Linked DNA regions of Homo sapiens: all the other regions are linked to region 2. Evidence: chromatin loops called from intact Hi-C (ENCODE). Cell type or tissue: endothelial cell of umbilical vein. All regions are shown on one strand.

Region 1 (8,000 bases), 75 kb before region 2:
ATGATATATTATATATATATTATATATACAAATATATGAGAAAGGGTTTTTGCCCCTTAGGCTATTCATTGCTAACAGAACCCAAATTGTATATCATTGATAAAAATAATTTAATCTGCAAAATTTTTTTTAACATTTTAGAAAGCTAGAGTGTTATTTTTTAATATAGAGTGTATTAGAGGATACCATCAAACTCAGATATTTAAAAATACAGCTATTGACTTTTTTCTTCTCTAGACTATAAATAATGCACTTCTTATTCCACTTCAACTAAAAACGTAGAAATTTAATATTTTTAATAGAATACATCATTCACCGCATAATTTTTATCACTGATTCATTTTTAATATAGGCCTGAGGACATTGTGGCTCTTAAAATCCAAGTGGAATCAGAGAATATTTATGATCCAAAAGCTTCTAAGCCAAATAAAGCAGGGAGCATTGGCATAGCTGAGGAAGTTGGATTTCTGTCACAAATATAAAACATGGAACATGCATTAATTTTCTGCCTAAATACAAAAAACTAACGCAGGTCGTGTAGGTTCAATAGTAATTATTAAATTAGAGACATGGCATGTAATCATAAGTATTGTCAAACAGTGCACTGTTTTAAAATGAATATTCTTTCTAAATAACTTTTTACTCCTGATTTATTAGAGTACTGCATATTGTAATTCACTTCACAAACAAGTCTTAAAATCAGTAATTTAAAACGTATTTTTAAAGGTCTTTATTCATATTATTTTGGAACTTATTGGTGAAGATAACAATATATAAAAATACAATGTCCACGTGTAAGTGAGTGGCAGAAATATTTACAAAGGAGTTTGTGTAACTGGTAATTTTAAGTTTAGTTTCTAAAATCGTTTTTTAAAATATTATTTACATGTTCATAAGGAATATTAACATAGAAACATAATTTTATCATGACTTTCTTTAAATAATAATTTTGGCTAAATATCTATTCATATTTATTTTTAAATGTATAAAGCATGTGTTTCTAATTTTTTTTTTGGCATTATCTTTCTGAGCTCATGGCTACAACTGCTATGTTTACCCTGAGAAATTCCAAAGTTAAGTTCTACTTGCAATTTGCCTTTTGAGTCTCAAATTTTTTTATTTGAATATGCAAAATTACTAGAAATATTTTTATCTTAAACCCTATGTACTTGCAGTGTTTCTTAGTTAACGTAGGTATAGCTAGAAAACCAAGTCTGGCTAAGTTTTAACCCTCATTTTATCCTCAAATCTAATCTGTCACAAAATCTTGTGAATTTAACTTTTTCATTTATCTCAAATTCATTATGTCCTCTTATTTCCACTGTAGCTGCCTTAGTTTAAGGCCTGTCATTTCTCACCTTCAAACTATCCTTGCCTATGGAGACTTCTCCTTCGCTTTCAACCTGCACTTTATATTATAACCAGAGAGGTCTTCATAAAATTTACATGTGACCATTTCACTTTCCCTTTAAAATCCCTTAATGGCTTCTTCTAGCTTTCTGAGAAAAAAATAAACTCTTTAGCTTATTCTAGAAAACTTATTTCTCTATTAATTCTTCCTACTATTCTCCCATGTTCACACTTTACTGCAAGTTCTCCATAACACAAGCTGTTCTCTGATTCCATTGTTTTATTACTACTGTTCTTTTTTTTTTTTTTGAGACAGAGTTTCATTCTTATTGCCCTGGCTGCAGTGCAATGGTGCGGCCTCGGCTCACTACAACCTCCACCTCCCGAGTTCAAGTGATTCTCCTGCCTCAGCCTCCAGAGTAGCTAGGATTACAGGCATGGGCCACCACACCCAGCTAATTTTGTATTTTTAGTAGAGATAGAGTTTCACCACATTGGCCAGGCTGGCCTTGAACTCCTGACCTCATCTGATCTGCCCTCCTTGGCCTCCCAAAGTGCTGGGATTACAGGCTTGAGCCACCGTACCCAACCATTACTACTGTTCTTGAATACATTCTTCTCTCCCTCTCTACTGAAAAACCTTCTCTTGTCATTTTTATCTACCTAAATCCAGTGTGTCCTTCAAAAGTAAACAAACGCCTCTTGTGCCTGAACTTACTCTTTTTTTTTTTTAAAGTTCCTCATCAAAAAACTAAAGTACTTGTTACATCAGAATAAAACTGACTGTTCTCACTTTTCTTCTCTGGACTACAAACTCTGTGCAAAGGACCTTTACCAATTCAACTTTGTGTTATGATGTTTGCACTGTACTGACACATGGTAGGTACTCAATAATTTTTAAATGTGCAAATAACAAGTCACGTAATGGTGGTTCTTATATTTGCAGTTATGCATTGTTCAATTTTTCTGGACTATCTTATTTAAAATTTTGCTGAAGATTTTATTTTCTTACAGTAGCCACATGCAGAATTATCAATCAACTGATGTTTATTGGCAATCAATCATTTAAACCTAGCACAGTTCAACAATTTCTAGATTCAATTTCTTTAATAACAGTTTTCATTAAGCATATTGATTTTTTACTACACTTTCAATTTAATCTCCCATCATATGCAATAGAGTAGGCAAGAAAAAGATGAGGGGAAGTACATACATGATCGTTGTTTAATCTTCATGCATTTAACAAATATTGATTTAACTGCTATGTTTTTCTAGGCATTCAGCTAAATACTAAAGATACAACTGTAAGAGATAATATTCCAGTCTTCAAAATCTTACTGACTGAAAAGGGGAAAAAAAAAAAACTCCGTTACATTTAATACTGCAATATAAAATAATTTCAGAAACATATACACTATGGAATAATCAGAAAGGGAAGTCAAATATAAATGCTGAAGGCCATAGGACACTTCTAAGAACACACTGGTTTTTCAGTTTAGGTGACAGCCAGGTGAAAGAGTGTTCCCAGTAAAGGGAGCCACAGACTTGAGAGAGAAAGGTACATTCAGTGAAGTTCAAAGTCTCTTCTTATGTCTAAGAATAAGCTAAGATAGTGGAACAAGAATGGGCTTGGATATGAGAAATAAACTCATTTTTGCATCTGAGTATTGAACTGTACATCTATATTTAAAACATATAACACAATAATAGCACTTAATGAATACTTAATGCTTTTCAAACATTGTAAATTGCCATTTAAAAAAATATTAACTCATGTATTTAGAACAAGACTTATATAAACCAACATGTTTATACCCATACACAAGATGAGGTTTAAATTGATTTTTTCTAATTTTTAAATTGTGGTTGAATACACATAGCATAAAATTTACCACTTCATCATTTTAACTATAGAGGGCAGTGTTATTAAATACATTCATAATGTTATACAACCATCTCCAACATTCATCTCCGTAATTCTTTCCATCTTGTAAAACTGAAGCTTTATACCCATGAAACACAAATGCCCATTCTATCTTCCTCTCCACTCCTGGGAACCACCATGCTGCTTTCTGTCTGATTTTGCATACTCTAAGTAGTTCATATGACTAAAATTATACAGTATTTCTCTTTGGGTACTTATTTCACTTAGGATAATATCCTCAAGATTCATCCCTGTCTTATCAAATGTAAGTATTTAGTTGTATCTCCTTATTGTACTGAAACTTTTATTAAAATATAATTTTCTTCCTTATATATCGTAACCTTTTTAAATTTAATGTCTGTTTTGTCTAATATTTGTATATCCATCTTGCTGTATTTTGGTTACTATTAGCATATCTTCTTTCATATTTTCATTTCAATGTATTTGTGTCTTTCTAAAGTGAGTCTTTTATAGAAGGCATACAGTTATCATGATTTTGTACTTTTGCCAATATTTGTCTTTTGATTGGATATTTAATTCATTTCCATTTAAAGTAATACTTACATAGTAAAGGGGTACAAAATTTTACTTAGGCAAGATAAGTTCTGGAAATCATTTTTGTATATTGCCAGAACAATATGCTTATAGTTAACAATATTGTATTGTATACTTAAAATTGGCTAAGAGTGTCTTCGCAAAATTTAAGAGGCTTTATGTGTTCTCACTACACACACACAAAAAAAATAGTAGCCATGTGAGGTAATGGATATGTTAGTTAACTTGATTGTGGCAATATTTCACAATGTACACATATATCGAATCATCAAGCTGCATCTCTTAAATGTATAAATTTTTTATTTTTAACTATGTCTTTGTAAAGTTGAAATAAATTACTGGTAAGGAGAAACTTTATTTCTTTCATTTTGCTATTTGTTTTCTATATGCCTTAGAGCTTTTTTGTCTGTCATTTCTTGCGTAACTATGTCTTTGTGGGTAGTTGATATTTTGTAGTGAAAAGTTTAAATTATTTTTTCATTTTCTTATATATATAATCAGTACTATTTCCTTGTGGATACCATAGGAAGTCCATTTAACATCCTCAACTGAAAACTCTCTAATTTGGGCCAGGTGCGGTGGCTCATGCCTGTAATCCCAGCATTTTGGGAGGCCAAGGCGGGCAGATAACGAGGTCAGGAGATCGAGACCATCCTGGCTAACACGGTGAAACCACGTCTCTACTAAAAATACAAAAATTATCTGGGCGTGGGGGCGTATGCCTGTATTCCCAGCTACTTGGGAGGCTGAGGGAGGAGAATCGCTTGAACCCGGGAGGTGGAGGTTACAGTGAGCCGAGATCGCGCCACTGCACTCCAGGCTGGCAACAGAGTCTCAAAAAAAAAAACAAAACAAAACAAAAAAACCCTCTAATTTGGATATCTACCAACTTCAATCACATACAAAATTCTGCTCTTTAACAGCTCCACCTACCCTTTTGGTTGTTGATGTCATAAAATTACATCTTTTTACATTCTGTACCCCAAAATATAAACTCATATTTAGTTCAAATGAAGTAGTTTCCGTAAGTTATATGGAAAACGAAATGTGGAGTTACAAACCAAAGTTATGATAATTGAGCTTTTATCATGTAGAAATTAAAAAGTGGAGCTACAATGTCCTTGCATTTACCTTTATTGAGATTCTTATTTCTTTATATAGCTTTCAGTCACTGTCTAGTAACCTTTTTTCACCCTGCAGAGCTCCCTTAGGTATTTCTAGCAGGGCAGGTGAGCAGGTATCAAATTCCCACAGATTTTATTTATGTGTGGATGTCTTAATTCTCCCTTATTTGAAGGAGCTAAGCCAGATATAGGATTACTGGTTGGCAGCTTATTTCTTTTAGCACTTTGAATATATTAGCTTACCACCTTCTGGCCTCAATGTTCCTGATAAAAATAGCTGCAAACAATTGTACTAAGGATCTCTTGTATGTGATTCATTGCTGTTCTCTTGCTGTTTTCAAAATTCTCTCTTTGGCTCTTAAAGGTTTGATTGTAAAGTGTCTAGGTATGTGTCTCTTTGAGTTCATCTTACTTGGAGTTTGTGGAGACTCTTGGATGTTAAGATTCATGTCTTTTATTAAATTGGGAGAGTTTTCTGCCATTATTTTTTCAAATATTTTCTCTGCTTCTTCTCCTTCTGGAGATCCCACAATGCATGTGTTGGAACTCTTGATGGTATTCTACAAATCATGTAGACTTGGTTCACTTTTGTTCAATCATTTTTCTTTCTGTTCCTGAGGCTTCATGATTTACTACTATCTTAGGTTCAAGTTCACTGATTCTTTTTTCTTCCTGTTAAAATCTGCATTTGAATCCCACTAGTGAACTTTTCATTTTAGTTGCTATATTTTCAGCTCCAGAATTTTTTTCTGGTTTCTATTTAGGTTTCCTAATTCTTTATGGATGCTTGTTTATACATGCTTTTCTTCACGTTCTTCACATCTTCCTTAGTTCTTTGAGAAACTAGAAAACAATCGTCTAAAACCTTTGTTGAATAGATCTTATATCAGGTCTTCTTCAGGGACAGTTTCTGTTGATTTACTCTTTTCCTTTGAATGGGCCAGGCTTTCCCATTTCTTCATATACATGTTAAATTTTTAAAGAAAACTAGACAGTTAAATCTAATACTGTAACTCAAAACCAGATTCTCTTTCTTCCCCAGAATTTTCTTCTTTTTAATGTATTTATTGTTTTAGATTTATTTATTGTTGTAGGCTGTGTGCCAAAGATCTGTCTGAGATATAAATTTAAGATTTTCTAAGAATTTTTCTGAGCTTGTGCATTCTCCTAGGCACATCCAGACACTTTCTAGTTTTCTCTGTATGTAAATTTCCTTTGAAAATTCTTATCTTTAAAGTCTTGTTCCAAAAAGGTAAAAAAGAAAAAAATGAAGGAAGCAGGGAGGAAAAGGGCACTGACCCTTTAAATTATCTGCAAGTCACTTTAGCTGAGGAAGGGGGAGCTTGCAACATGGAGGGAACAGTGGCCATCCACTTCTTCATCTAAACCTGTGGGATCAGAAGCACGATTCAGAGTACAAATCCCCAATATTTCAATGACAGGATCCCCTTTCCCAGCCATGGCTCCTGTAAGCTGTGTGCAAGCTGCTTGTAGTAGAAATGTTCAGCTGCCTGCCAGGGAAGGGGTGGCTGCTATGACAATATAGCTGAAATTGACTGAAATTCATCTCAAATTGCTTTCCAAGCCTTCTACAGACTCTAGAATTTAAAAACAGTTCCATCAGACAGAGGCTGCCAGTGCAATTATTGTCTAGGTGTAGAGACAGGTTCCTGGTGCTTTGTACTCCACCATCTTCTCAGAATCCATTTAAATTGATTTTTAACTGTGTAATTGCAATAATAATTTATGTTTTTGTAGCTTATCTTCCTTTAGACACTTGGGTCATATATTTAGATGATAATGTAATTAAATAAATAATACACCTATAACGTTTTAAGCAATTTTTCGGTTCCATAGCACAGAACAGCAAGCACCATGGGAAGGATAGGTAGCTTATGCAAAGTGATCTTGCCAATCCCATCAAGTACATAATAATCATTTCACAATAGACTTTTCATTACCCTTTAATTACAGTTAGCTTTCTGCCTCACATTTTTAACAGTACCTAGATTGGAAGAGATGTATCTGCTCCAATTTTTTTTTTCAGAACTAAGAGGAAATTTATAGTGGTTTAATTGCTTAACAACTGCCAGAATTCCAACACTATGTTGAATAGAAGTGGTGAGAGAGGGCATCCCTGTCTTGTGCCAGTTTTCAAAGGGAATGCTTCCAGTTTTTGCCCATTCAGTATGATATTGGCTGTGGGTTTGTCATAGATAGCTCTTATTATTTTGAAGTACGTCCCATCAATACCTAATTTATTGAGAGTTTTTAGCATGAAGGGTTGTTGAATTTTGTCAAAGGCTTTTTCTGCATCTATTGAGATAATCATGTGGTTTTTGTCTTTGGCTCTGTTTATATGCTGGATTACATTTATCGATTTGCGTATATTGAACCAGCCTTGCATCCCAGGGATGAAGCCCACTTGATCATGGTGGATAAGCTTTTTGATGTGCTGCTGGATTCGTTTTGCCAGTATTTTATTGAGGATTTTTGCATCAATGTTCATCAAGGATATTGGTCTAAAATTCTCTTTTTTGGTTGTGTCTCTGCCCGGCTTTGGTATCAGAATGATGCTGGCCTCATAAAATGAGTTAGGGAGGATTCCCTCTTTTTCTATTGATTGGAATAGTTTCAGAAGGAATGGTACCAGTTCCTCCTTGTACCTCTGGTAGAATTCAGCTGTGAATCCATCTGGTCCTGGACTCTTTTTGGTTGGTAAACTATTGATTGTTGTGTTGGAAGTTCTGGCCAGGGCAATTAGGCAGGAGAAGGAAATAAAGGGTATTCAATTAGGAAAAGAGGAAGTGAAATTGTCCCTGTTTGCAGACGACATGGTTGTATATCTAGAAAACCCCATTGTCTCAGCCCAAAATCTCCTTAAGCTGATAAGCAACTTCAGCAAAGTCTCAGGATACAAAATCAATGTACAAAAATCACAAGCATTCTTATACACCAACAACAGACAAACAGAGAGCCAAATCATGAGTGAACTCCCGTTCACAATTGCTTCAAAGAGAATAAAATACCTAGGAATCCAACTTACA
Region 2 (8,000 bases):
TTTGATGTGGACTTTTTTCTTTTTTTTCCTTTGGGAGGGCCGTCTGCTAGAAATTTGTCTTCCTTCCTTTTTATTTCTCTCTCCTTTCTGGCCCACACATTTTTGTTCCCATGTATTCTCCTCTATATTTTTCTGTGGGGTTTGTCACAGTGAGAGATATGAAAATATGATCTCTGTCTGCCAAAACCATCCACTGTTCAAATATTTTCCACCTTTTCCTTAGTGATTTGGCAGATCCCACCTAGGGGCTTTTCTCCCATTAGAGCAACATCTAACCTGTGCCTTAACATAATCCATTACTTTCTTTCCCAGATTCTTTTTACTATGTTTCATCTTGGCCGTGTCTTCCCTTGGAGTCTATTTTTTTTTTTAAACGGAGTCTTGCTCTGTCACCCAGGCTAGAATGCAGTGGCGTGATCTTGGCTCACCGAAACCTCCGCCTCAAGTGATTCTCCTGCCTCAGCCTCCCGAGTAGTAGCTGGGACTACATGCACCCACCACCACGCCTGGCTAATTTTTGTATTTTTAGTAGAGACGGGGTTTCACCATGTTGGCCAGGATGGTCTCGATCTCTTGACCTCGTGATCCGTCTGCCTCAGCCTCCCAAAGTGCTGGGATTACAGGTGTGAACCACCACACCCGGCTCCCTTGGAGCCTTAACTCCATAGATTTCCTGGTCATATCCTTTTAGGTCCAGAGCATAGCTGCAGGCTCACCTGCAATAACTGCTACTTTGAAATACATTAAGAGATGCCATGAGAATTTTAGTGTTCTTTGTCTTTCTTACACAATTTTATCTACGATGTTTGTAAACACTTGATAAAGATCTCTGAACTATTAGGAATTTTTCTTAATTATTTTTATTTTTATGTGTCCCCAACTTCATGCTTATGAAGTCAAGTCACATCCCTCCTCTACTTAAAATCCCATTGGCTCCCAATGTCTCTCAGATTAAAAGCCAGACTTTGAATCCCCTAAATAACCGTAAATGTTCTGATTTCTCAGTTTTTGTGGTATCTTCCTACCCTATTTCTCTTTCCTTTTCAGAAAAGAAAGTGTAATCCAGCTGCATTCAATGTACACTTCCTTTTGGACCTTATACATAACAAACATTTACACTTGGCTGTTTCCCCTGCCCAGAAGATTCTTCGCCAGATCTCCATAAGTCTCAGTTTCAAACTCTTTCAACTCTGCTTAAATGTCACATTTTCAATGAAGCTTACCCAGACTACACTATTTAAAATTTTAACTATGCCCCCACCTGCTCTTCACTCACTCACTGTCCTGCCCAGTCTTCTCCACAGCACAGTTTTTTCACCTTCTACAAAACTGCACATAGCCTAAAATACTCTACACACTACTTTTCTTCCTGTATTAATGTCTTTGAAATAAGGATACATTCCACTGTATTGTTACAAAAAAACAAGGGTATATATTAAAGAGGCAGCATTTTTAAATGTACATGAGTAGATGAATAGATGTTTCTCATTAGCTCCTGGTTCTGGAAAGCTTTGACGTATCCATTCTTTCTCCTCCCTCCCTGAGGTTTTTCATGTTCTTCTGTTGTTAGATTGCTAGGCCCCAACTCAGGTTTTATTCACTAGACAACTAAAACATTTCTTCATTGTCTAAGGATACTGTCCTTAAAAGAATTTAGTCCTTAGAGCCACAATGTGGGGTGTGTGTGTGTGTGTGTGTGTGTGTGTGTGTGTGTGTGTGTTTGTGTGTTGGACTTAAAGATCTCATTTTCCTTTTCATATCTGGCTGCTGTGTCCTCCAAGATGTCCTCTTAAATAAACTTTATCCAGCATAATCAGTCTTTCTTCCTCTATTTTCCTTTCATTTTCTACTATTTATGTTGTGATGGAAAATCAAAGGTATATGTTTTCAAACCACTTCAGTTGCTACTTGGTATCTTGAGCAAACCCAATTCTCAGAGACAGTGGAGGAACAGAAATGTAATTGCTGTCTTAGGCTTTAAGTTGGCAACACCTCCTTTGAGTTGTTTTTCTACCCCACCCTTGAAATTGATTTCTCTAAAATAAGACACTTTTTTCTTGGTGTAATGGTTTGAGACATTCCTTGGCTTAATGGTGGCCTTCACAACTTCCATGATGTAATTCTGGTATTTGAAACAGGTAACCCTTGGGCCCAGATCTTGGATACCAAGAAATGTTTATGGCAGCCATGGCTTTTTACTTTGTATTTGTTCATTAATTGCTCATGCTTGTAATCCTAGCACTTTGGGAGGCCAAGGAGGGAACATTGAGGCTAGTTTGATACCAGCCTAAGTAACATAGTGAGATCTCATCTCCACTAAAAATTATCCAGGCATGGTAATGCACACGTATGTTTTTGTAGTCTCAGATACTAAGGAGGCTTGAGCCCAGGAGGTTGAGGGTGTAATGAAATATAATACAATATATAATCTTTCTTTGGGTGAAGACACATTGTAGAAAGCCATGATAAGAAAATACATAAATAACAGAACTGGGGTACTTGCTACCTTTGAACAAGCCTCTCTTTATAGAAAGTTAACCCTGCAAGATTCCTTCTATATAACTAAAGACAGTACATGTAATTTTGTTAGTCAGTTTAGTACTGCTTAACTATAGCTGCTATTAATAATTTAGAGTAATAACCTATATTTGTGCTTTGTATTACTAATGGAAATTAGCTGCCTATGCATTAGGTAAACAACAACAACAAAAAAACTGCTTACAGACCTGGTTAAGAAACATAGCAAAAGCCATTTACTGATACATAAAATAACTTATCTCTGCCTTAGCCTTGATTTTTAAACCAGGCCAAACTTGATCTGTGTAATTCAAAGCTGAATAATGACAGCTCCTACATAGGGTGACCTGCTTCCTAATGTGTATATTTGTTAGACATAACTCTGCCTGCATAAACACAGCTATTCATTTATGGGGAAAACTTACCCAATAGGATAACATTAAATTATGCCATATTTAGTAAAGCTTAAGACCCAAAGCCACCTGCGGAGGCTGCAGCATATAAAAGCTAACTTCCCTACTGTAAAGAAGATCAGCTCTAAGGCATATACCATCAGGGCTAAGTTACCCGCTGAAGCTATTTCAAAAGCTTTGATTCTTCCTGGTGTTACTGTGTCAACTGCACTTTATTCTTTGTAAGTTTCTAGAGCGTTCTCAAAGCATCAGATGTTGCACATATAGGAGATCGGTAAAGAACACCACTCTCTTCTTCCTCCTGATCCTTGTCTTCAGAACCAATTAAGAGAAAGATGCAATAGTGATTGACATAAAGGACAAAATATTACCTGCATTGTGGGTAAAGCTGCCTAGAGAAGGTGGTTGAGATATATGGCAAATATGGACTCCAAAATTTGCCAAGTCATGGGCGTCGCTGGGCAACCCTAGACTTCAGCACACGGAGACAGAGCCAACACTGCTGATCTCGTATTGCCAAGAGAGCAGAATAGAATGCATCCTCTTTTCAGGCAGATCCAACACATGAGAAAGGATGAGTTCCATGTGCTCAATCTTTCTAAAAACACACCAAGCCAATGATTCTTTCCTCTTCCTACTTTGACCAAATGGGAAGATCGTTTTAGAAATTAAGTTAGCAATAAAACAGAACATCATTTTAAGGGTTGAAGGGAGAAACAGTCCTCTACATGAATCAAAGACGTGTAGATTCTCTTGTTTATAGGAGCAAATCTCAGATAGGTGACTCATTCTCAGATACTATTATTTTTTATTCACCTATGATTGACTTAGACTTAAATTCATTCAGCTAGAATTCTTTTACATAGGTAATTGAATGTACTGCATCTTGTTTTTGATATTACAAAGTTGTTTTCTTCATAAAATTATAATCTGGTTATATCTACACATAGATATTTAAATTAGCATGATATGGTTTACTGGACTAGGAGTGATATATCATAGATTACTTCTATGTATACAAGTACTGGGTAATGTTACAAAATGCTCATGAGGTGGCCAGCACTTAAAAAACAGTATAATGACTAATTAATGTAATGACACTTGTATAACAAGAGAGTGGAAAGAAGGTTAATGTGATAATGAGGCTTATTTGATCTTAAAGATTTAACATGAGGGCACTCTCAAGATAGCTTAATTAGATTTTAAGCACCTTTTGCAATTTGCATGTGTACTTGTTAATCCATATGTTTTAAAAATAAATTTTATTTTATTTAAATTAATGAATTTATCTAATCTCTTTCTCTGTGTTGTTTTACTGCTAGATGCTTTCTCAGATCTTTATTGTGTGTAATTTATGATTATTTCTTCCATATTATGTTTAAATTGTAGTTCAATTTAAAATAGTACAATGACATTTCTAAAGTTCAAAACAATAGCTTCAGATGGTTCGGGCAGTGATCACAAGTTATGACTGGAATTATCTAATTAGTCTTTATGTTATTTAGCATACTTTATTGTATCATGTAATACATAGTAAATTTGATTTCATTCATTGACATCTGTGTCATTTTTAAACTTGACCAAATGGGAAGAATGTTTTAGAAATTAACAGTAAAACAGAGCATCATACGTAATAGTAATTCAGAAAATAATTTGCTGCCTCTGGTGCACTGGGAAAATATAGAATACATTTTCACATGCTATACCTAGGCTTTTATGAGTTCTCCAGATTAATACCTTTTAACGCTTTTCTTATACTTATGAGTAATTATTATAATTCATTTCCTTGATTTTTGCTACTCCCTCCTTCCCTCCATGAGATACGAAAATATGTTAGTCATCACTAATCATCAGGGAAATGCAAATCAAAACCACAATGAGATACCATCTCACACCAGTTAGAATGGCCTTTGTTAAAAAGTCTAAAAACAACAGATGCTGGCAAGGCTGCAGAGACAGGAATACTTACGAACTGCTGGTGGGAATGTCAATTAGTACAGCCACTGTGGAGAACAGTTTGGCGATTTCTCAAAAAACTAAAACTTGAACTACCATTCAATCCAGAGATTCCATTACTGGGCATATACCCAAGAGAAAATAAATTGTTTTTTCAAACGATATATGCAGCCCTATGTTCATTACAGCACTATTCACAATAGTAAAGATGTGGAATCAATCTAGGTGCCCATCAACTGTGTATTGGATAAAGAAAATGCGGTACATATACACCATAGAATACTATGCTTAGCTTCCACTTATAAGTAAAAACATGTGGTATTTGTTTTCCATTTCTGAGTTACTTCACTTAGGATAATTGCTTACAGTTCCATCCAAATTGCTGCAAAAGACATTATTATGTGTGTTTTTTTTTAATGGCTGAGGAGCATTCCACGGTGTGTGTGTGTGTGTGTGTATATATATATATATATATATATATATATATATATAGTCCAAAAAAAAAGAAAAAAACAATAGATGTTGGCACAAATGCAGTGAAAAGTGAACACTTATACACTGTTGGTAGGAATGTACATTAGTACAACCTCTATGGAAAACTGTGGCGATTTCTCAAAGAACTAAATGTAGATCTATCATTCAACCCAGCAATCCTACTCCTACATATATACCCAAAGAAAAACAGGTCATCATATAAAAAAGACATCTGCACACATATGTTCACCATAACACAATTCACAATTGCAAAGATATGGAACCAATCTAAGTGTCCATCAACCAATGAAGAGATAAAGAAAATATCATATATATGTGTGTGTGTGTGTGTGTGTGTGTGTGTGTGTGTGTGTGTCTCAAGTTATACTACGTTCACAAGAAGGAAATCAGCACTCAGGCTAATCTTATAACAGAATAGGTTAACAATTAAGTGTTTTCATGCCATAGCAAAGATATTTTTCTGACCCACATGGGATTTTTGACATTTAAGTGGCGGGCAAACAGCAAGCTTTTGCATATTGCAAAAGGAAAACAGCCTGAAAAGGTACCAAGATTTCATTTCTGGCCTGCTTAAATTTTCTTTTAATAATCAAGACTGCCACTTGTGTAAGATAAATAATTATATATGAGGATCAGAGAGAAAAATGTGTTAATGCAACTAGCATTTTTTCCCTCAAAAACATATATATGTATTTATTTCAATATATTTATTGAGATTACATTAAGTTTATGTGGATTTCCATTTACTTGACATTTACTAAGCAAACCTACTTCTAAGAATTTAATGCCAGTCAAACATTTCATATTAATCAAATGCAAAAAGATGTTCTTATGGCTAATTATAATAAATATGATGATGATGATGATGATGATAGGCAAGATATGTCAAATGAATCCCAGAAATCTGTATAGATTGGAGGGCTTTGATTAGTTTTCTGTTAATACGGAGGTCTGAGAGGCACTTATGAATTCTTTGCTTTCGGCCCCACATTTTCAGCTAACACAAATCATTTTAAGTAAACTTTGCCAGAGGATAAGTAGAAGGTTCCCTGTACTGTGGCTTCTATGATAGTGATTTGGGAGTGTGTTTTATAACAAAATACATATAATTTTGTGCATCATATAGTTTTATAAAATATTATCAATAGAAAATATATCATTTGTGACTATCAGTGTTCTATCACTATTATAGATAATTTATGCTATTGAATTGGAAGTTTCCTCCAGCTCATTTTTTGATTTAACACCAGTGAATTTTAGAATAAAAACAAATAGTATGCAAGCAGAACACCTAGTGATAACACCACTCCTGACACCCGCAATAGGCATCTCCCCTACAAATGCTACTCTGAGTTAGAAGGCATTAAATAATAATAATAATTATGTCTTTGGAAGTATCTAAAAGTTTATAAATAATAAAAATGCATTTAACAGTAATTATCATGTATTAATAAAAGATTAAAGATTATAAGTATCATTTTGAAAGTGAATATTTACAGGTGATACATTACTATGTCAAGGAAATAGTAAATTGTTTATTGAAAGCAAATTTTTAGGAATAAAAATTAATAAATTAATTATATGAGTTAATTAAATAAATTATATTAGTTATCAATTAATATATTTCAGCAAATATTGTTATATTTTAGCAAAACATATGGTAAATAGTAGTGCCATCTATTGATAAAACTGAAAACTGCAGTTTCTCCTTAAGAAAACACTTTTATATATATATATAGGAATACAATTCCAAAGCTAATGATTCCTTATTGTTATGGCTATTATTATTTTATTATAGGATCAGGTCATATACTGGAACTGTGTTAAAAATGTTTGTGTGTGTACTTGCATGTGTACATATATATGTACACATGCATATATACACATGCATAATTTATAATTTGATGGTTCTGATAATATACATCAAGTATTGTTGTAGAATTAATTAGGCTGGCTGAGATTTATCTGAATAATGTAAATTTGAATACAAATATATTATTCACTCTGAAGAAAATTAATATCAAATGTTTATAAAATGTCTAGACAATAAATTTCAATGTGGATGAGGGGCATAGTTTTATTTTTATTCCTTTTATTATAATATGCAGATAATATTTTAACGCATAAGCATTTACATATCTTCTTTTTAGCACCCTACTATGACAATTTTTGTGTTGTTTTTTCTTTTCATTTTGGCTTAATTACATGTAGTAAGGCGCTACTACTTAGAAAACTTTCAAAACAGGTTGGCACTTCTAACCAATTTAGATTATAGTAATGTTATTCCCAATAATTCTAAATTATACAATAACTTTTCCAAATTTGCCTTAGTATAACTGACAAGAACAATATGTGCACTTTCTGGCCAAATTGTTGGGGAGAAATAAGACTACAGAAAAGATAGCAGTAGAGAGCAGTGGTAATATCCATTGACTGCTACGGGGTGATTAGATTATTTGTTGCAGGGACATATATGCCACAACATTAATAGGTACCATGGAGGAAGCAGTAAGATTGACAAAAGCAGAAATAATAATAAAGAAGCACAGCCTAAATAGTGAGGCACAAAAATGGAGGCTGACATGAATTAGAGCCAACTTTGAAGTACAATGACCACTA
Region 3 (8,000 bases), 250 kb after region 2:
TTGAAAGAGAGCATTCAGACAATGACAGAGTCAGTACAGTTCTGCCTAAACTATCTGAAAATATTAATATAGCCACATTACATAGGATATATTGTATTTAAACTCTTAAATAAGTTTTCACAGTGATATTAAATAGATCTGTGTATGATAAGACAAAATTAATTGATGTACTAAGCATAATTTCAGTGCTGTGTGTGGATAGTTTATTTCATGACATATAATTCAAATATGTATAAGACTATTTTTACTTTCCTTTAATTACTAGATTTCAAATCAAAATACTTGTTAGCATTTGCTGCAATGGAAAGTTCACTATTTTTCTCCATTCCCTTAATGTCTTTTAATATGAGGATTTTATAAACATATATACTGTACCACCACATTTACCAAGTGTCTTAACCTGTTCCTGATGCTATAACAGAATACCACAGAATTTATAATTTATAAATAGTAGAAATTTATTTATCCATCTCTGGAGGCTACGAAGTACAAGATCAAGGCACCAGTAGATTCTATGTCTGACGAGGGCTACTCTTTACTTCCAAGATTGTACATTCCTGCTGCTTCTTCACATGGCAGAAGAGATGGGAGGTCCAGCAGTTCTCCAAACCCTCTTTTTAATGGCATTAATTCCATTTTTGAGGTCAGAGCCAAGAGACCACACTTGCCAAGAGACCCCACCTCTTAAAACTATCACCTTGAAGTTTAAGTTCCAGCATATGAATTTTGCAGAAACACATTCAAACCATAATACCAAGTATATCTAGTCAGTAGCCTTGTTCATTTTAATTCTCATCTCACAGGATAGAAAGAAAAAAAATCCTGCACTTCCATTGATTTGCCCTGGAAGCTATTATATGTAAAAATAAACAAATCCACATCACAGTCATAGTAGATCATCCTGAACTAGAGTTTAAGAGATAACATGGATGCTGGTTGGAATGGTACAGTGTGGGTGGTAAAGCTAGCATATTTCAGGGCTGATAGTAGTAAATAACATTCGCTGGTGATATTTAATGTCTCCAGCAGTACAACTGCAAATAGTTAGGAATAATTTTATACTGCTACATTTTAAAAGCTGTGTTTTGGTAATCTTTGATATTTTCAATGATTTAAGGACAGAGGAATGAGTAATACAGTATTAAATTTAGACGCAAACTATTTCAGTTACATGCATTTATAATGTTGATTTTGAGCATGTCAAAAATATTGCTTTACAACATAACATATTGTGGTAAGTTTTTACGTTGTTCTCTATGCCCTTGGTGTACCCATTTCTGGTGCATATTTATTTTCAGTCAAGATCAATTTCTGAGTTTCAGAGAAGCTATAAAATAATTCTGCTTAGCACTTCCACAGTACTAATATGTAATTCTTCTTAATACATCCAAAACTTAATTCCAACTTCTATTTTCTCTAATTCAATAAGTAACATCATGCCAGAAGCCAGAAGATCTTAATTAGTTACATCCCATTGTGAGCATATTTATCCATCAATCATGAAATGAATAACCTTATCCTATTGATATTTCCTCCAACTCTTGAATATGGCTGCTTTTCTTTTTATCAAATATTCTTATCTTACTTCAGACACAAATTCTCCTGCATACAAACTTTTCACATTTTTTTTGTATCCTGAATTCAGACTCAATTCATTGTGTTTGTTTATTCAGGCTGCAGTAACAGAATACCATTGTCTGAGTCAATTATAAACAAAAGAAACTTATTTCTCAAAGTTCTGGGAGGCTGGGAAGTCCAAGATCAAGGTGCTAGCAGATTGATTATCTGCTGAAGGCCAGCTTCCTGGTCCCTAAAGGCCATCTTTTTTTCGCTGTGTCCTCACAGAGTGGGAGCAGCAGGGAAACTCTCTGGAGTTTCTTTTATAAGGGCACTAGACTGATCTAATCACATTCCAAAAGCCCTGCCTCCAAATACATCCCATTGAGTGTTAGGATTTCAACATAAGAATTTGGGAGAGACCTAAGCATTCAGTCTATAACACACATTTTGATCCACTGCAAAATAGGTTTACTATGTCCTGGTTTCTGGCTTGTCTGAGTTCAGTGAGACAGACACACTCACATGCAACAAGTTATATGAAGCCTGTTTATTTCTTACAGATAGGGCTGTAAGGGACAAAATCATCTTAGGATCCATTGTGAGCTGGTCCCCCAAGGCTCCAGAAACATTCCCAGTGTAAATAGAGTTTGTCACACGTATTGCATATGACACTCCAGCCATAGATGCTCAATCTCCACCAGTGTCCAGCAGTGAGCAAGGAGTTAATTTTCAAAAGGGGTATATCTTCTGGCTGCCTCAGGCAATTTATGTGTTTAAATTCAAGAGGCTTGTGCACCCCACTGGAAGTTTTGTGTTGCCACAGACTCTAACCTGCAGGCATGGAGATTGCAGACATCTGTAATTTTATTGGGTTAGCAGCCTCTAAAATTTTAAAGGTAGTACTGGAACCACGACTTGTTGAATGCTTTCAAGACATGCTGCTGCAAAGAGCCTCATCCAAAGTTGGTGGTGTTGCTGGTAATCCTGACAAAAGGGACAAAAGGAACACTCAAGTGAAGTATATGCTGGGGCCAGTACCCAAAGGGGCTTTCCAGCTGTAGGACCTCCCTTTTATTAGTGAATGCTGCCAGAGTTAGCCATAGTTAAACATTTTATTTGATTGTATCTGGAAGATTTTTGGCTTCCCATCCACATAGCCTTGGCATTCAGTCTGAAACAATCCATTGTCAGTCTCCACGACCTGAAGACCTTTTTGACTAGCCAAAGTGTGCTGTTATGCTATGACAGAGTAATTTGTATCGAGTCCCGAGTTAACAAAGTAATGTCTTTTTCTCCACTTAATATGCAGTACTACTTTTGTTGAATAACCCTTTGAGTAATTTAGATAGAAGACAGGAGTGGATTTTTTCCCTGCTGTTACGACTCAAATTCTTACTTGTTAGGGGGCATTCAGGCGGCAGTGATGTTCTGTGCCACCAGTAGCCAAAATGTCAATGCTGATAATGCACTCAGCAGTGGGAACACATGGTCATTGTCACCTGAAATGGCCTAAAGGGCTCCACCTGCTGGCAGATAAGGACCACAAGGCAGTAAATATCATGGGTCGCATGTTCGTCCCAAAACCTCCAGATGTCATCATTTAATTTTTTCTCAAAGGGGACCTAGTATAGTGTCATATGGATTCCCATGTATAAGAACCACAGAAAAGTCTCAATTTCTCTCCTTTTCCCTTTTCCCTTGACAAGAATATATGGTCCCCACCAGGGATGGGGTTCATGGAAGACAATTTTTCTACAGACTGGAGCGGGGGAGATTGTTTTGGGATAATTAAACACATTACATTTATTATGCACTTTATTTTTATTATTACCTCATTGATTGGCTGTGTCCACACCCAAATCTCATCTTGGATTGTAGCTACCATAATTCTCTCCTGTTGTGGGAGGGATGCAGTGGGAGATAATTGAATCATGGGAGAAGTTCCCCCCATACCATTCTTGTAATAGTGAATAAGTATCATAAGATCTGATGGTTTTATAAGGGGAAACCTCTTTCTTTTGGTTCTCATTCTCTCCTCTCGTCTGCCACCGTGTGAGATGTGCCTTTCGCCTTCTGCGATGATTGTGAGACCTCCCTAACCACGTGGAAATGTAAGTCCATTAAACCTCTTTCTTTTGTAAATTGCCCAGTCTTGGTTATATCTTTATTAGCAGCTTGAAGACAGAGGAATACACTTGCAATATATAATGAGATAATTATGTAACTCACCATAATGTAGGTTCAGTGGAAGCCCTGAGCTTGTTTTCCCATAACTAGATGGTCCCATCTGGGGGTGATGGGAGACAGTGACAGATACTCAGGCATTAGATCCTTATGAGGAATCTGCAATCTCCCTCACACATACAAATCACAACAGGGTTCACACTCCTATGAGAATCTAATTCTGCTGCTGATCTGATAGGAGACAGACTTTAAGGCGGTAATGCAAGCAGTGGGGAGCAGGCATAAAGTTGAACTTTTGCTCACTCACCTGCCGCTCTCTCACTTCCTGCTGTGTGGCCCAGTTTCTAACAGGCCATGGAACAGTTCCTGGCCCAGGGACTGGGGACCCCTGGTATAGCCTATTGCTCCTAGGCTGCAAATCGGTACAGCATGTTACTGTACTCAATACTGTAGGCAATTGTAACACAGAGGGAAGTATTTGTGCATCCAAACATATCTAAACAGAAAAGGTACAGTAAAAATATGGTATAAAAGATTGAAAATGGTAAACTTGTATAGGGCACTTTCTGTGAATAGAGCTTGTAGGACTAGAAGTTGCTGTGGATATGTCAGTGAGTAAGTGGAGAGTAAGTGTGAAGGCCTAGGACATCACTGTGCACTACTGCAGACTTTAAAACACTGGACACTTAGTTTGTATTAAATTAATGAACAATAGTTTTTCCTTTCTTCAATAATAAATTAACCTTCACTGACTGTAACATTTCCTTTACTTCATACACTTTTTAAGTTTTTTAAATTTTTGACTGTTCTTGTAACACTTAGCTTAAAACATAATCACATAAAAGCAATGGCAACAAAAGCAAAAATTGAGAAATGGGATCTAATTAAACTAAAGAGCTTCTGCACAGCAAAAGAAACTACCATCAGAGTGAACAGGCAACCTACAGAATGGGAGAAAATTTTTGCAATCTACTCATCTGACAAAGGGCTAATATCCAGAATCTACAATGAATTCAAACAAATTTACCAGAAAAAAACAAACAACCCCATCAAAAAGCGGGCAAAGGATATGAACAGACACTTCTCAAAAGAAGACATTTATACAGCCAAAAGACACATGAAAAAATGCTCATCATCACTGGCCATCAGAGAAATGCAAATCAAAACCACAATAAGATACCATCTCACACCAGTTAGAATGGCAATCATTAAAAAGTCAGGAAACAACAGGTGCTGGAGAGGATGTGGAGAAATAGGAACACTTTTACACTGTTGGTGGGACTGTAAACTAGTTCAACCATTGTGGAAGTCAGTGTGGCGATTCCTCAGGGACCTAGAACTAGAAATACCATTTGACCCAGCCATCCCATTACTGGGTGTATACCCAAAGGATTATAAATCATGCTGCTATAAAGACACATGCACACGTATGTTTATTGCGGCATTATTCACAATAGCAAAGACTTGGAACAAACCCAAATGTCCAACAATGATAGGCTGGATTAAGAAAATGTGGCACATATACACCATGGAATACTATGCAGCCATGAAAATGATGAGTTCATGTCCTTTGTAGGGACATGGATGAAGCTGGAAACCATCATTCTCAGCAAACTATCGCAAGGACAAAAAAACAAACACCGCGTGTTCTCACTCATAGGTGGGAATTGAACAATGAGAACACATGGACACAGGAAGGGGAACATCACACACCAGGGCCTGTTGTGAGGTGGGGGATGGGGGAGGGATAAAATTAGGAGATATACCTAATGTTAAATGACGAGTTAATGGGTGCAGCACACCAACGTGGCACATGTATACATATGTAACAAACCTGCACATTGTGCACGTGTACCCTAAAACTTAAAGTATAATAAAAAAAAAACATAATCACATTGTATATTGTACAGCTATACAAAAAGATTTTCTCCCTTTATATCCTTATTCTGTAAGTTTTTTTCTATTTTTAATCTTGTTTTTTTAGTTTTTTGTTAAAACTAAGACACATTAGCTTAGGCCTCCACAGGGTCAGGATCATCAATATCACTGTCTTCGCCTCCACATCTCACTCCACTGGAAGGTCTACTTGCCCCACTGGCAGTAACACCCATGGAGCTGTCTTCTCCTTCTTTTGGAATGCCTCCTGAATGACCTGCCTGAGGGTCTATTACTATAATATTTTCTTTAAAAAATAATTAGGAGTATACTAAAAAAAAAATTAAAAAGCATTGCATCACAAGTAAGTAAACCAGCAACATTGTCATTTATTATCAATACCAACAGTACATAATTTTATGTGCCATACTCTTTTTTTGAGATGGAGTTTTGCTCTTGTCGCCCAGGCTGGAGTTGCAATGGTGCGATCTCGACTCACTGCAACCTCCGCCTCCCAGGTTCAAGCAATTCTCCTGCCTCAGCCTCTTGAGTAGCTGGGATTACAGATGCCCGCCACCTGGCCTGACTAATTTGTTTTTCTTTTTGTATTTTTAATACAGACCAGATTTCACCATGTTGGCCAGGCTGGTCTCGAACTCCTAACCTCAGGTGATCTGCCCGCCTCAGCCTCCTAAAGTGCTGGGATTACAGGCGTGAACCACCATGCCTGACTATGTGCTATACTTTTATACAACCGGCAGCACAGTAGGTTTGTTTACACCAGCATCATTACAAATGTGTGATAATGTATTGCACTATGATGATATTATGATGGCTATGATGTCATCACTAGGGGCCAGAAATTTTTCATCTCTATTACAATCTTATGGGACCACCATCATTTATATGGTCTGTTAATCACCAAAACATCATTATGTGGTGCATTACTGCATTTACCTAAGTTCTTCTGGACCATAAGTTTCTTCAAGACAAGATTATTGTCTTATTCACTGGTTTATCTCCAGTAGTAGCTCAGCATCACACATAAATGGTTACTCAGAGCTATTTGTTTAATTGAGTGAATTAAATTGAGATGATCTGTGAAATAACAAACTGATTAAACCTATAAATAAGAGGCAGATGTACAAATTATATGATATACGCATAAATTATATCATATTGTTATGTGACCTATGTCTACTCGATAAAATAAAGCTAGAAGATTGCAAGTAAACTCAAATATTTCTAAAGGTTTATTTTAAACAAGAATTACATTTTGTTATGGATTAATTTATTTTTTGAATCCTATAAAGACTAATATGCATGTTTCTCTGAGTGATGATTCAAAGAGCAAGGAAATACCATCTTTTAGGTCCATCATCTTCATCATGTGGTTTTTAAAGTTGCTATGCTTATCTAATTCAGCTGGCAGGGAAGAAAAATCATGAAGAGTATACATAGGAAGTTTTTAAAAGCCAGTCCTAGGAGCTGTTCACATCAATTCTGCTTATAGTCTATTATCTGTAATATAATTACATCCAAATGCCAAGGGGACCAGCATATACACAGTAGCTGGATCTCCAAGAAGAGGAGGTAGTTTTAGTAAACACATATCTTGTCTCAGCAACGGTCAACCAATCTAGTATTTTCAGATAAGATAAACCAAAGTCCTGTCCAATTGCTGCACTCAACTCAGCGTTCAAGATCTCTAGGTCATTCACTTGATGTCAATGGATCCCTTATTGTCTGATAACCCGTAAACCAAAAGACATTTTGTCTATCTCCTTATATGTCTCATTTTATATCTGTGCACTTCCACAGAGGAGAAGGGGATGAATAACCTTGACAAAAAGCCCCACTTGGCAAAGTGGAGAATGAGAAACACACCGAAATCACTTTTCCAGAATAATAATAAAATGTTGGAGTCCAGACATTATAGGAACTTCTACTTTGCTGGAGAAACACCTTAATCAGACCATCCTAATTTTCCCTCTTCATGCATTGTTCTTTGACTTCTTGTTTTGTCTTCTCAGATACTCCTTCTTGTTTGTTACCCTCTATAGGCATATCTGAAGTGAGTGTACTTTGGAAGGAAAACGATCAGTTTGGTGGAGTATAGTCTTTATCATGCTCTTCTTACTTGTGCAACTCTAAACACAAAGGATTGAAGTAAAAACGTCCAAGTGTTTCTTATACTTGATTCGTTGCTTCTTTGACAAAATAATTCCCTCAAAAAAATGTAGTAGGTTTCTGATCTGTTTGTTGCAGGCATTTCAAAATGTCAGTAAAATCCTACAAAGTTTTCTTCATGGATAATTCTCAGGTCGGCTTTATTTATTTGATTCTTAAAGCTTATGCTTTTCTTCCGACTTAATTGTGGC
Region 4 (8,000 bases), 370 kb before region 2:
CCTTATTTTGTGTTCAATTAATGTTTATAGTATACTGTTTTCATTTGCTTCTTGTTTCCTTTTATGTATATTTTTAGATATTTTCTTAGTGCTTCCCCCAGTTTTAAAAATTAAACTCTTACATTTATAACAATTTAGTTGAATTAGTATCATCATAGCCTTAATAGTATACCAAAACACTTTTTCGTACAGCTTCATTCCTCTCCCTTTATGTTGTTTTCACAAATTACATCTTTATATATTGGATGCACATTAATATATATTTAAAATTATTGGGTTTTGCTTTTCATTAAGACATAATGAAAAACAAAAAAGGGAACTACTACTCTCAGTCCAATAATACTGGTTTTGTATTTACCTATGTAGTTGCCTTTATCAGTGTTTTTTGTTTTGTTTTGTTTTGTTTTTTTCATGTTGCTTTGAGTAATTGTCTAGAGTCCTTTCATTTCTGTCACAAAATTTCCCTTTAGCACTTCTTGGAGTGAAGGTCTACTAGCATCAAACTTACACAGCCTTTATCTGAAAATGTTTCCTTTCCAATTTCATTTTCAAAAGGTAGTTTTATCTGATACAGAATTATTGGTGGACATGATTTTTATATCAGCATGTTAAACTTATCTTCCAACTACCTCTGGCCTCTGTGTTTTCTGCTTAAAAATCAGCTGTTATTTGTATTGAAGTTTTTTTTTTTAAATAGGGCAAGTTGTTTCTCTCTGTTTTCAGGATTCTTGCTTTGTAAAAAGTTTCTTTATAATTGGGCTCAGTGCAGATGTTTTTGTGTCCTTCAGAACGTTCATTGGATGTGTAAATTAATGTATTTTATCAAATTTGGGGAGATTTTGCTTGTTATTTTTCAAATATTTTCCTTCTTTTTTTCTCTCTCCTCTTCTGGGACTACTGTTATGCAGATAGCGTATTTTGATGGCATTCCACAGATCTCATAAGGCTTGTTCATTTTTGTCAATTTTTTTAAATTTTTACTCAACAACGTGGATAATTACAATTGACTTACCTTCAAATTTTCTAATTATGTTTTCTGCTTGCTAAAATCTGCTTTTAAAATCCTGAAAATAATTCTCAGTTATTGAAAACTTTATTAGAGGATAGAATTTTTTAGAAATTCTGGCTCTTACAATAACTGGTAATAATTTTCAGCTATTCTAAGAGCCAGAATTTCTGAAATCATGGGCTTATGTCTTCAGCACCACTGCTGAGCTGGGAAAGGGGGAGTGCTAAGGTAAGTAAAAATGTAGCAAAGTTTTTCTACCATTTTTAATTTGCCTTTTTCTTGACTTAGCATTCTCTTAGTTTGTTAGCAGTTTTGACTGTTTTTTGGAGCTATCTAAAGATTATTCTGACAGTTTATGCTTGACTTTTTGGTGTTTCCGTGGTAAGATAGGCTCATGGAGCTACATCCTATACTAATATCACTGATAACATTTTGGACATAGCTTTAAAATAAACATTTTTGATTCACTGTTATCCTCATGTTAGTGCTTGTTCAGTAATTCAGAATGACACCTTATTTCCTGTCAAATGGAACTAAATTGTCTGAATTGGTAATAAGAATTGCTGTACTTTTCCCTTTTGTAACAAAAATCAATTCTTCCTCTACAGTCCTTCTCATTATTTGATCATTTTCAAGCCAGAGTTATGAAGTGTGTCAGCCAGCTTAATGAGCCTGATTGCAAAGTGCACGAGAATCAGCTACAGGTTATCAAGAAGAAAACACTAAAACCACTGCTTAGATAACCTTAAAACAGAAATAAATCTTATTTTAATTATTTGGGACTTAAATAAAAATATTCTAAAGAATGTAATATACAGAGAGTAAAAAGAAAGCTCTTATATTTACAAATATTTCAATATGATTTCAAGTCATAAGTACCATAATATAAGCAAAAATATGCCTTTTAATCATTATATTTTTTGCTCACTGTTCCAATTTAATACATGGAGATATTTTAAAATTATTTATTCTAAGAAAATCAGAGAAGCTTATTTTTTAAATGAATCTTCCTTATTATTGAATGTTTTTACAATTTGCTTGCCAATATAGAAAATAGTGGCATGTAGTACAATGTAGTAATTAAATTATTTTATCAACATCCTTTGCATTTCTTGGATAATGTAACTAATGATATCAGTTAAAACTAGAAAAGTGATATACTATACCCAATGTCATTCTCTTTCTCTGTGACTACATTTTCTTCTAAATATATTTTTATGCTAATTGCCCTTTTAACTGAGGACTAAAGCAACAAATATGATTTTTAAATTATTGATTAATAAGCTAATTAACATTTGATGCTGGAAACCTGTTCCGTGCCTTATGTCACCAATTAAAAAAAATACTTAAGTTTAAGGATAAATTAAGAATAACCAGTTCCCTATACAGAAAAGTTTAAAATAAAGACAATGCTTATTCATAAGAATACAGCTAATAAATTATTAAAAGGATCTTATAACCAAGTGCTCTGACAAAGTAGAAATCAAAGGCAATTATTTCGATATGTAATATACATTCCAATATTTCTTTAGGATGCCAAATTTAATAAACTATGCATTATTTGACCAGTTTATTATTTTTCAGCTTTGGAAATTTTACTATTCCAACCACCCAATTGTATCCATTTTAATTAACCATCATACAAAAAAGATGAAGGTGTACACCAGTGTTTCTTATGACATATTTTTTGCGTAATATTTCTCATAGAAACAATTCTCTGCCCAATTTATGGTATTTTAAAAGAATCATTTTTGCTGGATATCCATATCTACCTATATGTTTATATATAACTTTTAAATGGCATACATCTATAAAACTGTAAAATATTTTAAATTTTAGTGAAATTTGATAATACATTTTTTATTGTTTTTGCATAAAATAAATAAATTAGTGTATGAAGCATTTACTTATGCCCTTATCAAGATCACCAGAGACTCTGCTAGTTACTGATGATACAGTTTTTGAACAAAAAGATGGATCTTTGCTCTCTTGGAACACAGATTTATTGAGTGTCAATAGTAAACAAATATTTAAACTAGTAGCTCTCTAATCACAATTTTTTAGGTGTTATGCAGAGAAAACACAGAGTTCTACAAAAGTACATTGATATTGATGAATGGTGGTGGTGAAAGGGATCTACTTTAATATTAAAGTGATGTAAGGAAGAGTATAAAGGAAAAGTGTAAAGGAAGGTCTGTTAAAAGAGAAGTCATGTAAGATGAGACCTATATGATGAGTGGTAGTTAGACAAAGAAACTGGACATGTTGCTAGAAAGGTGAGATGATGTCAGAGGAAAACCTCATTAGAATATCTGAAAGTTCAGGAATATTTCAATAAGCAGGGCAACTGGCAGGGCTAAATTGTGGACCAGACACCAAAAAGTACAGCACACGTATATGAGGAGGAGAGATGCTGATCTTTGGCTTCTAAGTTTGCCATTGCTTACCTCCAGTGCTGAGGAGCATGCTAAAGCAGAAATACCTCTTTGGGGAGAAAAATGTATTGGTAGCTGACTCAGTATCAGGGCATGAAAAGGAGAGCAAGATTAGGGCCATAATCAGCACAGAGTTCTTTCCCCCAGAATTGTATACTGCTTTATGGCCTTCTAGACTTCCCTGTTGCTGCTGAGAAGTCAGAATCAAATTTAATGCCTAATTCATTTTGTATGATAGAGCATTTTATTTTTCTTTCTGGAGGCTTGTAGCAAATTGTTTTTGTCTTCAATATTTTTAAATGTTACAGTGTGCCATGATATGTGTCTATTCTAATTCATTTTACTGTGCACTGGGTGAACTCTCTCAAGTTGGCAATTCATGTCCTTCAGTTCTGGGAAATATTTTAATAATTTTATTAATTATGTCCTACCATCTGTTTTCCTTCCCTCTCCATCTGGACCTTCTATTATTTGGACTTTGGAATTCTGGAAGTGATGTCTATGTTGTTTTACATTTTTTTCTCCTATCTGTTACATCATTGATTTTTATAAAGTTTCCTTTTGTTTTTATTTCATTTATTGGCTATTATCTCATTTCTCTGAGGATATAAATTACAGGTTTTGTTATGTTGTGTTTTTACAGTATTTTTTAACTGCATTGACTCATTTCACATTGTTTTAATCTGTTTGTTTATTTTGGTCTTATCTTTCATGTTAGAGGGTTTACTCACATGCCTACTTAATGCTGGCTTTTTGTTCTTGATTAAGAAAAGGACATTGAAAATCTGACTTAGAATTTCTGAGCACTGAGTAAGGTTTTTCAACCATCACCTTTCCTGTGAGTGACCTGGGTGAATCATTTTTAGGGAACTCCCAATTTTACATAAAAAGTTCTTCAAAGAAGAATCTGAATAATCTGCCTGATGGCTAAGATTATGGCTTTCAACATTCCTGCCAGAGGCTGGGGTGGAATGCACTGTGGTAGAGGGCTGCTTTTTATGGCATTCAGCTTGCGGTACTCTCCAGATTCCATATGGTTTAGCTGTGTCCTGAAAGAATAAACCTGCAGGTTTCTACCAGGATTGCATAAGGGAGGGGATCTGGCAATTTATTGACTTTGCACATAATTTTCAACAGGCCTCCATATTTTAGTAATCACTGTCATTTTCATTTCCTGCGGTACTTGGTATTGCTAATTTATCTGAGGAAACTGTGTATAAATAAGGTTTGCAGCTTTACCAACCACAAAGTTGGGATTCAGCTTGCTTAGTGCCACTAAGACAGTTCCCACCTATCTATATTCTTACAAGATTCCAATATTTTGTTTGTTTCCTCCAGTTCTCTTCATCCTTGCAGATCTATTTTAAAGTATTTTTAGTTGTCTCAAAGGGTTTAAGAAGATAGCAAAATAATGTTTATATCTTCAATATACCATAGTAAATTAGCAGTTCACTTAAGAGGAAAACATATGTATAGTAGCATATACACATACATACACACACTTAGATTATGTAAATTATGTATATGTGTAGATATATGCAAAAGAACTTTCATTGCTTTCTTTATTCCTACAATTACCTAAATTCACAGCTATTAACAAACTAATCTCTATTCCATTGAAGGAAGCTCTGTATTGGGTAAAATAGTTGATCTCAGCTGAATGCAATCTCTGCCTCCTGGGTTCAAGCGAATCTCATGCCTCAGCCTTTTGAGTAGCTGGGATTACATGCATGATCCAGGCCCAGCTAATGTTTGTATTTTTAGTAGAGACAGGGTTTCACCATGTTGGCCAGGCTGGTCTCGTCCTCCTGACCTCAGGTGACACTCCTGCCTTGGCCTCTTAAAGTGCTGGGATTTCCAGGCATGGGCCACCTCACCTAGCCTGCTTTTGTTTTTAATAAAATGAATAGGAGAAGGTCTTCAATTCTGTGCTTTCTCATTCTGTGCATTTCTCATAAAATGATTTGTGAAGCATGTGTAGATTCATCCTACCATTGGAAACGTAGAGAGGTCAAGGAAGAAAATCTGTTAATTGGGCAGAATGGATACAAGTTGAATATGGGGACCATGAGAAAGAACAAAAAGGACTCTCAGAAGCAATGGAGACATGTGCAAAGGAGGAGGAAAAATTTGATATCCACGAGCTTTAAAAAAACCTTCATATTCTCTAGAAGATTTCCATGAACAGTCCTGCCAAGATGTCCAATTTTTAATTACCTCTCTGTGGTATTTAAAGAGATCTTTGTCTAGGTAGCACTAAATGTCAATCAAATTTTTTATGATGGAAGTGCATTCAATTAACACTAACTTCCTTAGTTCTATGAGGACAGTAATCAGTAAGAAGATGGAACTGAATCAGTATAAATCTATCTTTTCAGAAAGACATCACAGGTGTTTGACCTTTTTGAGCACCCATTGTTGAGGAAAGGCAAAGATTCTGCATCACTGATGTTGTGTACCTAACACAGAGAATAAGTTGGTAATAAATATCCTCTTGAAAGCAAAAATGATAGGAATTACTAGTGTCCAAAGGTTTCTCTCCCTACTGCCTTGGAATCTCATCCTTCTCTTTACTGACCCCTTACAACTGCCCTGCAACACAAGAGCTCTCGTGCTAAATAGAATCATTAACTAGGAACTGGAGCAGTTCTAATTTCCATTACCATACAAGTTTACAGTGAGCACAGGAAATTGCCTAAAATATATGAAATATAGTTATGAGATTTAAAAGTAAATTGCTGGTCATATTTTGTTAAAGTTACATTACATCATCAGTATGCACCATAATTGAACCATCTAGGTTTAAGTAGAGTTTGTGGGCTAACCTGAGAATGTATCATTTTAAGTATTGTTTCAATAATTATTAAATAGCACACAAACTTTGGATTATAACTTCTTTGCAGATTGCCTACTTCTTTGGTTGTTTTTTAGAATGAAATAAAATAATAACAGGGGCATGATATTGATGTTAATGATAGCAGACATTAAGGTGCTGAAAGACACTATTTTATAGTCTGTCATAATGTCTAACATAGCAGTTGTAATGTCTGGCAGACACTATTTTAAGAGATTTGCATACATTGATTTATATCTATGAAATCAGTTCTATTAATATCTCCATTTTACAGATGAGAAAATTAAAGCAAAAAGAAAGAACGAAAAAAAACCCCACAAAATTCTAAAATTACACAGCTAGTTACTGATGGAACCAGGTTTCAAACTCAGGCAATAGAAGGTCAGATCAAATGCTTCTAAACACTACTGATCATATGAGGTTTTTAAAAAGTTACATATGAGTTATTTCATGACTGAGGGCAGTCCAATTTTTTTTGATAAACTATTTGAAAGGCCAGTTGCTATACTTCCCAACCTTCTTTCTATAAATACTTTCTTTTCTTCTATCACATTAACTCATGTCTTCACCTATGATTTTATATACAGCGATGTCAAATTAAGATCCCCTGAGTTTCTACTGTGCTCAAGTTTTATATTTCCAATTGTCTATAATAAATATCTTCCATATTGTTTGCTAGAACTATAAACATTGATAGGAGCAAAGTACAGGCAGAATAATGTGATGGTTAATAGTTCAAGAAAGCATAAGTTTGAAGCCTGGCTCCATCACTTACTATGCTTAAGCTGGGACATGATAAGTAACTATTTGGAGCTAGTTTCTTCTTTATTTGTAAAACAAGAAACAAGTAGCATTTAAGATTGTTACAAAGATCAAATGAGGTCTTCCCATCAAATGATGGGAAGAAAATGCTTAGGTCAGTATAGAAAAATGGTAGTTATTAGTATTAGAAGACAGACTTGTTTAGGAGATATGTTTTCTTACTCTTCCTACTTCAGTGCTACCACTTAAAGAGCTAACTACGTAGAAAAAGTGATTTCAGTGCTGTTTTCAATGTAAGCAAACATATGTGGTAAATAATAATTTAAAAATCAGCTAAAAGGAGACATAGTAAGTTTTGCTAGGTTTCTTTTATTGGGATAACTGTACAGATTGGCTTATTGATTTAGGGAATTATCACTCTGAAACCACTTATAAGGGTAATATAAAAATGATAGACGAGTTGAGGTTTAGGGGACAAAGATTACTGGTTTTCTGTATTTCTGTGTTCTTCTTTTGTAACCATTTTCCACCTTGAAAATCCTAATCATTAAAAAAAAAAAATCCATGATCAAATCTGAGTTCTATTAGGAAGCTTTTTTTTCTCTCAAAATAGATGTTTTTCTCCTACAAAAATTTATATAATTCTGTATCTCTCATGTGACAACTTTTTTAACTTATGAAATATTCATGTTTTAACTATCTCATATCATTACTAAAATATAAGGCTTCAGGACCTAAGCACATGACATGTATCTTAGTATCTTTTTCAGTGCTTAGGTGATTATTTTTCTGTAGAGACTTTTATAACACAACCTCAACATGAGCCAGAATTGAGAAGGTGGGCAGAGGAAAGAAACAAGGACAGTCACCAAGGGTGACACACCATGAAATAGCAATCTAGTGGGATCCTGTGGCTGTGCTGTCTGAAAGGCATAATCAG

Evidence for each region. A loop is a pair of places that touch in the nucleus more often than their neighbours do. Peaks named below come from ENCODE experiments on the same cell type or tissue, not always from the same donor. Only the 100,000 strongest peaks of a DNase experiment are listed, where the experiment ranks them.
Region 1: it touches region 2 in a loop (6-fold over the local background); 5 of 110 quality-filtered maps call a loop at or near these places.
Region 3: it touches region 2 in a loop (3-fold over the local background); 2 of 110 quality-filtered maps call a loop at or near these places.
Region 4: it touches region 2 in a loop (7-fold over the local background); 3 of 110 quality-filtered maps call a loop at or near these places.

What each region holds. Positions count from the first base shown.
Region 1 is chr4:161,638,186-161,646,185 of GRCh38, reverse strand. The region is part of intron 7 of FSTL5 (follistatin like 5); the gene reads left to right. Among named protein-coding and RNA genes, the nearest start is that of FSTL5-AS1, 380 kb to the left of the region's middle. In endothelial cell of umbilical vein, no CTCF peak of the experiment used is centred here; a DNase peak (open chromatin) is centred at 3,455.
Region 2 is chr4:161,563,479-161,571,478 of GRCh38, reverse strand. All of the region lies in intron 8 of FSTL5 (follistatin like 5), which reads left to right. Among named protein-coding and RNA genes, the nearest start is that of FSTL5-AS1, 460 kb to the left of the region's middle. In endothelial cell of umbilical vein, no CTCF peak of the experiment used is centred here; a DNase peak (open chromatin) is centred at 4,828; H3K27ac peaks cover 1,963 bases.
Region 3 is chr4:161,315,660-161,323,659 of GRCh38, reverse strand. No RefSeq gene overlaps it. Among named protein-coding and RNA genes, the nearest start is that of FSTL5-AS1, 700 kb to the left of the region's middle. In endothelial cell of umbilical vein, a CTCF peak has its summit at 3,112 (motif pointing left); no DNase peak of the experiment used is centred here.
Region 4 is chr4:161,933,227-161,941,226 of GRCh38, reverse strand. All of the region lies in intron 3 of FSTL5 (follistatin like 5), which reads left to right. Among named protein-coding and RNA genes, the nearest start is that of FSTL5-AS1, 86 kb to the left of the region's middle. RefSeq lists an enhancer at 3,786-4,985. In endothelial cell of umbilical vein, no CTCF peak of the experiment used is centred here; a DNase peak (open chromatin) is centred at 4,276; H3K27ac peaks cover 2,954 bases.